Regions from separate parts of the Homo sapiens genome. Here region 1 is linked to region 2. Evidence: chromatin contacts called from ENCODE Hi-C or POLR2A ChIA-PET data. All regions are on one chromosome and are shown on one strand. Each heading gives the region's core, a stretch centred on a gene start or an enhancer-like site at or near the end of the contact. The rest is flanking DNA. Distances are from core to core; before and after follow the strand shown.

Evidence for each region. Hi-C counts contacts between places; a loop is a spot of excess contacts on that map. ChIA-PET counts read pairs that join two places held with the same protein, here RNA polymerase II (POLR2A).
Region 1: POLR2A ChIA-PET joins it to region 2 with 12 read pairs in AG04449. The contact joins two enhancer-like sites. A Hi-C loop is called at or near these places in 2 of 168 maps with a recorded cell type or tissue (endothelial cell of hepatic sinusoid and transverse colon). POLR2A ChIA-PET finds 5 or more read pairs at or near these places in 8 of 52 experiments (A549, AG04449, AG04450 and 5 more).

Annotation. Positions count from the first base shown.
Region 1 is chr14:68,944,014-68,948,043 of GRCh38, forward strand. All of the region lies in intron 1 of ACTN1 (actinin alpha 1), which reads right to left. Among named protein-coding and RNA genes, the nearest start is that of ACTN1, 33 kb to the right of the region's middle. Within about 2 kb of position 1,703, at least 10 of the 41 ENCODE cell types and tissues checked have a DNase peak (open chromatin) inside an H3K27ac peak, as active enhancers do.
Region 2 is chr14:68,891,529-68,895,658 of GRCh38, forward strand. ACTN1 (actinin alpha 1) reads right to left here. Exons shown (of 22, transcript NM_001130004.2): 9 at 2,127-2,219; 10 at 525-755. Among named protein-coding and RNA genes, the nearest start is that of ACTN1, 86 kb to the right of the region's middle. Within about 2 kb of position 2,785, at least 3 of the 41 ENCODE cell types and tissues checked have a DNase peak (open chromatin) inside an H3K27ac peak, as active enhancers do.

The DNA of each region.
Region 1 (4,030 bases), core at 453-2,952, 51 kb after region 2:
CTCAGCTGTGCCCAGGCAGTCCCTGAGCCCAGTGGACTGGGGAGGAGAGCCACAGGGCAGCCCAGGACACTTCAACGCTTAAAGCCAGCCACGAGAGGAGGCTGTGGACCTGCTGGCCCCCTGGGGATGCAGAATGGGCCAGCAGGTTTTTCTTCCAGGTCTCAGTTTTAGGGAGATGGAAAGAGGGTTTGAATTCTGTCTTGGGTTTCTGAACACAAAGGCCATTGAGAAAGACCGATGAATAATTAAAGGGGCCACCAAGCCGATGATGTGTGCCAGAGTGTGGGCAACTGGCTTGCTAGGGCTTGGACTGGCCCGATGTTGGCAGCCTCCCTCACGCAGGCCACTGCAGATTCTACAGACTCGCCCAGGCTCCAGGCCTCCCCTGCCAGACAGCTGCAGCCAGATTCATTCATTCCTTCCTTCCATAAATTCTTACTGAGCACTCATTCTGTATCAGGGACTAGGGTTACATCGTGGGCAAATACAGGCACTGTCCTAAGTCATGGAGCCTGCAGTCTAATGGAGAAGACAAACAATAAGCAAAGATTTTATCAATGCGTGTATTTTTGTACACTAAGATCCAGTGCCTATAGGAAAGGTCCTGGAAGGCATAAGGCTAAAACAGGACCCTGAACTGATCCTGGGGGGCTGTAGGGGGGCAGTGTGTCTGATCACTGCCCCAAGGGAGTCAGTGAATCTATAAGGCTGGGGAGTATTAGATGAAAAGTTCGTAAATGTGAAGGGGGCCCACATAACCTGTCATCCAAACCAAGGCACCAGGGGGTCTACTAATAATTACACCAGCATAACAGGTATAGGCAGAGCTGTAGGTCACCCTACACGTGTGTGGGGCGGGTAGCTGTAGGTCACCCTATGCGTGTGTGGGTCAGGTAGCTGTAGGTCACCCTATGCGTGTGTGGAGCAGGTAGCTGTAGGTCACCCTACGCGTGTGTGGGGCTGGGCAACATGGTGAAACCCTGTCTCTACTAAAAATACAAAATTAGCTGGGTGTGGTGGCACGTGCCCATAATCCCAGCTACTCAAAAGGCTAAGGTAGGAGAATCGCTTGAACCCAGGAGGCGGAGGTTGCAGTGAGCCTATTGCACCACTACACTCCAGCCTGGGCAACAGAGTAAGACTCCGGTTCAAAAAAAAAAAAAAGAAAGAAAGAAAGAAAGAAAAGAAGAAGAAGAAGAAAACAAACAAACAGCAAAGGCCCCAGAGAAAAGAGAGTAAGGTCTGTTCAAAAAACTGAAAAAAAAAAAGTCACAGTGCAGGAGGGAAGAAGAGGGTGCCAGAGACTGGAGATCAACTAGCCACATGGGTGTTCGGGTTCCTGCAGCTGTTGTTTCTCCTGAGAGCAGTGGAAGTCACCGAAGACATTTTATTTTAGCTGAAAGAAACAAATGGGGCTGTGGCGGGCTGAGTTGGGCTGGGAGTGCCAATCAGATGCTGGTTACATAATTCCACCTGCATCTTAGAAAGAGACCTCTAAATGCCATGGGAAGGGCAGATCAGAGATGGAAAAGAGTGGCTGAAAAGAGACCAAGCACAAGATCACGAAAAGGTCCCAGCCAGAGACAAAGGGAGCCAGTCCAGGGTGGCAGTGTAGGAGAGGGAGAAGCAGGTGGATACAAGAGATACTCAGGAGAGACGGGGAGGAGGGGCAGAGGCCACACCCAGATTTTCAGACCTGAGCCAACAGAAGGAGGAACAGGCAGAGAGGCCACAGCTTTGCACCCATACTCCCTGCCTGCCCAGACACCTGGGGCAGCTCGCTGTTCACAGCAGTCCCCAAAGGTCCAAAGTCCTGAGGCTGCAGATCTAATTGAAAGGTCTGAGTGGAAGAGCTTCAGAGATCAGGATGTCACTCCCAACCCACTGCCCCAAGTGTTCTACCAGTGTCAACCCAATCAATCTTAACCACCCCAGAAGGCATCTCATTTTACAGATGAGAAAACCGAGGCCAAGAGCTCACAGCCACTCAAGGTCACAGCGAACAGTAGATGCAGGAGCCAGAATTCCACCCGCGGTGGCAGTCACACACTTTCAACCACAGGCTCAGTCAGCGTGACTCTCCCCAGGGCCTGGCAGCAGGTCACCGTGCCCCGGCCACACTCTCACAACTGTCCGTAACAGGGCCCCTCCGCTCACAGCCCACCAGCCCACCAGCCCACCTCACCACCACCAATCAAGTCACCCTCTGGGGGTGGGGCCCAGCAGAGGTTGAAATCCTCCTTAAGGGCCTCTTAAGGGTAAACTGGAAAGGATGACATAGTAAGGACCTAAAAGGGGTTTTCTCTAATGGACCAGGCCAACTTTGAGAAGGAGGAAGCAGACAAGGCAGTGGGACCCCAGTTCCTGGCATCATCAGCTGACCCTGGAAATACCTATTCCTCAACTTCCCTATCTGAACAAGGGAGCCAGCCCTGCCTGTGCTTCTAGAAAACTTCCCAGCCCAATAAAAAAGGCAGAGGAAGAGGGGAGAAGTGGCAGAAGTCCTACCCACAGGACTTCCAGGACTCCACCAGCAGCCCTGAGGAGGAGTCCCAGCCCCTCCCGCTGGGTCCATGCTGCCTAAGACCGCGCCTACGCTCTGACACCTGTGGATTCCCAGTGGTTCTAAGAAGCCCAAGGCCCCACATGCTCACTGGGGCCCTGGTTTTCAGAAGGCACACCTGGGGAAGCATCCTAGTGGGGCTCAGGGCTCTGTCCCACCATCCATCCCCCACTTAGTCTCTGCAGGTTCCCAAGGCCATCATGGAGGCCCTCAGCCCTCACCTCCTTCCTGTCACTCCATCTCTCTCCATCCCCACCTTCACCTTTTCCATGCTTTAGTGGAATGTTTGCAGGCACAATGGACACACATCACTGGGAGATCTCAGTTCTAAATCTGCTTCCACCACAAGGAGCTCAGGGCCTCAGGCCAGCCCCTTCAAGCTTCAGTCTCACCTGCAAAGTCTCCCACTTTCCAAGGGGCCATACTTGTCTCATTCCAATGGGCCCCCGTGAAGATGGAATGACACAGCAACTGGCAGAGCAATCTGAGGGAAACGGCATTTCCCAGACTGGCCCGATTATAAAAAAGGTTAAAAGTAGAGACCCCTCACCCCAACAACCACCATTCTGGTTCAGGAGTTCTGGGATGGGACTCACAGATTGGTATTTTAACAAGTAACAAGTACTCCATGTGAATCCTATAATCAGGCAAGTTTGGGCAACTCTGGGCTACAGAAATGTATATAGGAAGTCTGTCTCACCACACCTCTGTGTGGAGAAGAATGGTTCGCTAAAAGCACCCCTTGGCCCATCCACACACAAAATAACAACACACTTAGGGAGCCTACCAGGTATGGGATGCCAGCTTGGGTGGTTTACATCCATCATCTCATTTAGTCTCGGCAACAACTCTGCAAGACAGATTGTCTTTTTACAGAGGAAGAAACTGAGGCTCAGAATAAGGACCAGCTCAAGGACACAGCAAGTCAGACAGCAGAGCTTGCCTCCACACCAGTGCTGCTGGCTCCAAAGCTGGGTTCTCCCTAACACTCTGCAGTCTCTGCAAGGTGAAGTCTTCTGCAGGGAGGGGCCGAACACAGAATGCAGCTCCAAGCAGGGTTCCCGTTCCTATTCCCTCCCCCAAGCCTGGACAGGCCGGTCCCAATCATCCCACAGGAGAAAGGGGCATCCTACTGCATGGAAAGAGAAGCTCTTATTTTCTGTCCCCAAATATGAGGAATATGGAGGTCCTGGAGCCTATCATCTAAAAAGGGAAGTAGGACCCACCTATGAAACTGTCAAATAGCAATCCGGAGCAGTGGGAGTTCTGAGCCACAATGCCTGGTGCTGGAGTGAGGGGCTCCAAGGAAGGGAGTGCGAGGTCAGAGAACACGGTGTATCTGGAATGAAGCCCAAGGCACCGCCCTCATCACACACGCACATAATCCCTGCTTAGAGCACACAGCCGGCCCAAGCCAGAGTTTAGCAACTCCCATCTCCCTGGGGAGGAAGCAGTTTCCTTCTGCAG
Region 2 (4,130 bases), core at 1,535-4,034:
AGGATTAAAATCATTTTTTTTAAAGTTGATACTGGGTAGTAAGATTTTCAGTAATTTCCATGTTCTGTATTTTGCTTATTTGTATCTTTGAAATATACTACCCAAAAAAACCCACAAAACTATTACTTCAATAATAATATTTTTTAACTACTTAAGATTCCATGGAAGTAGAAATCAACTTGACTGCGATTCAATTATGCCCTGTTTGGTTCAGGGTGTCAAAAGCATTGTGTTCATAGGGATGATTTTTTGTGAGAGGGAGGTCTGGAGTAGATGCTCAGGGGTCTGGAAGGGCAAGCCTGACCCAGAATGGTCTGGGCAGAGGGGGCTGCCCCACATGGCCGAGTTTGGGATTGAGCCTGGGTGGTAACTGGAAGGGGGAAGTGACTTCTGGAGCAGTGTATGTAGGTAGAAGCAAACACGCCCATCCGCACCCCCATAAAGCTGAATTTGACCACAACTAGGAGCAGCTCAGAGGTGGAGGCAGTCCAGTCTGGGGGCCCAGGCTCACCCCCAGTGCTCACCGAGACCATCCTGCCCTCAGAGGGCATGAAGGCAGGCCGGTTGCTGAGCCGCAGCTTGGTCTGCAGCGTGTTGAAGTTGATCTCCAGCTGGCACTTCTCCTGCACCTTGGGCGGCTTGTGCAGGCGCCGGTAGTCCCGGAAGTCCTCCAGCTTCTGTTGCATGGCATGCATGGTGTTCTCGGGCACCCGGTTCTCCAGCCACGGGATTGTGCGGCGGATCCACTCCAACAGCTAGGGTGGGAAGGCGGTGGGGGCAGGAGGTGAGGAGGCGGGGAGGGAGTGTGCTAGGGCCAGCCTCCCTTTCCTCCCAACAGCCCTCCCACATGGGGAAGGGGTCTCTCCTAATAGCACACTCCTTCCCAACCACTGACATTCCCAGGCCATGAAGTCAGCTTCCAGGGTGTTCCCTCTGAGAACCACAGGCTTCGTGAAGCCTGGCTACTAGGGTACATCGACTCACAGTCACGTCACTCAACCTCCCTGCTTTGCTAAGGGAAGACCCATAGACCTGGTGTGAAGTTAGTGCAACTAAAAGGCAGGAAGGAAGCCTGGGTTTTAGTACCAGGTTCTAACTGGCTGGGCCTCAGTTTCCTCATCTATACCATGGAGGGGGTTAACAGCTATTTCCAGAAGTTCTTGCCATCTGACTTCCTAAGAATCTAGAATGTGGGTCTCTGACTTAAAAGGGAAGAGGCTGGCTTCTGGGCAGAGAGCTGGCCTGGAGCACAAGCAGGCACGGCCTGGACTGTTTTCCTTGGGCCAAGGTGATGGTGGTGGAGAAGGTGGAGGGGTGCACATGACAATAGGAATACACTGAACACCTGCAGGGGGCCAGGCACATCACACACATGGACTCATCTGAATCACCACAGAAACACTACAAAGCTAAGGGCTGTGATCACCTGCATGTTACAGAGGAGACAACCGAGGCCCTACCAGGTCCTGTAACTTGCCAAGGTGACCTGGCTGGAATGGCAGAAATTTAAACCCAGGCACTTGGGCTCCAGAACCTGCGTTCTTACTATGCTGGGCAGCAGATCCACCAAGAGGCTGGGCTGAGCAGCTCAACGGGCTGAATTCTTTCAAGAAGAGGAGGCTTAACCTAAATGTAGCCAATGGCAGAACAGGAAACCCAGCACTGTGCCATCCTGTTCCCTGAACAGTAGGGGACAGCCGCTACTTTTGGTAGCTGTTATGCTAGCCTGAGCCGGCACTAATTTACCGAAAACCCTACCCTCACCCTCTTAGAACCAGATGTGCTCCTTTTCTCACTGAAGCAAAACTCACAGACTAAGAGTACACTAGGCTGGAAAGGCTTTGACATCCCCTGGCTCAACTCTCACTTGACAAGTGAAAAAAACAAGAAGACTCTGAGAGGCAAAGGGATATCCTAGGCTCATGATAACTCAGGGACTGGCCTCTGCCCCCACCTCACTACTTTCTGGGAGAGCCACAACAGAGCTCAGGCTGCCCTGGACTAGCAGTATTGGGATCAGAGACTATACAAGCCTGAGACTATGCTCCAAGGAAAGACTTGGAGGTACACGTTCTAGGGGACTGACTCTTGCTAGAGTCAGGCCAGGTGAACCCGGGGGTACCCACATCACTGGCCAGCTTCTCGTAGTCTTCCATAAGCTGCTCGTTCTCCTGGTTGACGGCCAACACCTTGCAGATGCGATTGGCTGCTGTCTCCGCCTGGCAACAAGACAGAGAGAGTCACGACCAGCCAGCCCCAGCAGCAGGGGCACCTGGTACACACCTGTGCTGACAAAGCCCCTCCCATCCCTGCAGCTCCCTGTGGTTGGAAGGGAGTTAAGAAGGCTGTGAGGTCACATTCCTCCTCTCTCCTTACCATCCTCCTTGCCAGCCCATGGCCAGGTCCCATGGGTCAAGTGAGCCTGGACAGAGGTCTTGGTGGCTGAACTGGGCCCCTGGAGAACAGCCTGAGTTTAAGGCCCAACCTGCAGGTTGGGAAGAAACTAATCCAATGACTGATATAATCAAAATACTCAGGTCAGGTGGAGAGGTGAGAAAATTCATGCCCATCCTGGAATTCCAAGTGGAGGCACTGGAACTGCAAGGCTTAGGACCTCTGGCTGGATTTTCCAGGGTCTTGGAGATGTGGGAATTCAAATCCGGGAGTCCTGGGATAAAGTGCTGACTGAGAAATCATGGGACCTCTTGGGATCCCTGCAGAATCTCCCAAGGCTCTTGGCCCAAAGCCTGAAGCACTTTAGAGAAAACTGACGGACATTCTACTGCACCCAAGTCCAGACTTCCGGATCAACCAAGTATGGGCTCAATGCCCAGCAAACCCAGCACAGGCCTCTTCCAGACAGCTAAGCACACATCATGCGCTGCGTGCTGGGCTAGCAGGGACCCAAGATGGCCTCAGCAGCAAAGGGAAGGAAAGGGGACTGAATGGCAATCCCAGGCAAAGACTAAGAAACCTTAGTGGGAGAGCGCCTTCTGCAGCTGTGGGGGCTACTGTACCCCTAACACCAGCAGGGACCCAGCATTCCTGAGTCCACTTCAAATAGGTGGTTTTAAAATCCAGCTGTGTTCTTGCATACATTCCAACCCTACACCAAGGGGGAAGTGAACTCAAAGCCTTTTGGGGGCCAGAGGGTAGAAAGGAAGACAGCCTGGGGGTGGGAGAAGATGATATCTGTGAGAAGACAGACATGCATCCTGAGACCCTGGAGAAGGGTGCCCTGCAGATGAAAAATGATCCCTGGATTAACAGGTTGAAAGACAGGACCTCACAACTGGTTGATGAACAAGACAAAACAGGTTTCAACTGCAGCAAGATGAACTGAGGCTGGTTGTAAGGAAGAGCTTCCTGAGAATGAACGTGCTTAGAATTGGAAGGAATGACTAAGATGGAAGACGGAAATGTTTTTTCCTTGAAGAACTTCTCGAATCCGCCCACCAAATCATGTGCTTTGTGGATGGATGACTATGCTGGGGTGTGTGGGGCAGGGGGTAAGGGGCAGAATGAGATCATCCTAAAGGCCTTGTCAGAAACACAGTCAAGGAGGTCAAGGGAGGCATGACCTGCAGAGCAAGGTGTCAGAATGGGTTGGGAGAACCAATAAGGAGAAGGTGGGAATGGCCAGAGGGTGGTCTAAGAGTCCCCTGAGGTGGGGACTTTGAGTCCTGGGCCTCAAGAAACTGAGACAGGGAGTCACATCCTTAGGCCCTCACCCCCTGACCCCAACTCAACCCTGTCCTGGAGATGCCATGACTGCTTCTCACCCACAACTCCTGACTGATCGCCATCTCTCTCGAGAACCAACAAGCACCCACGGGGAATCCCAAGAAGCAACGAAGAGGGAAATGCTTTTCCTGGAGCCTGTCTAGGAGACCTGGAGCCCCAGAAAGCAAGTGGGGCCATGGGAACCAGGCCAGCAGCCTCATGGGACTGACTGGGGAGCAGCTTGCCGGAAGCCCCAGACTACTTCCCTTCAAGGCTGGGGCAGGGGGCTGCAGAGAGACCCGCGTGTCCTCCTCCAGGCTGATGTTTTTGTGAGGATGTGCCACCCCGGAAGACTATGCCAGAGATGTGCCACTCAAACAGCTGAAACCCCTTGGCAGCTACTCATA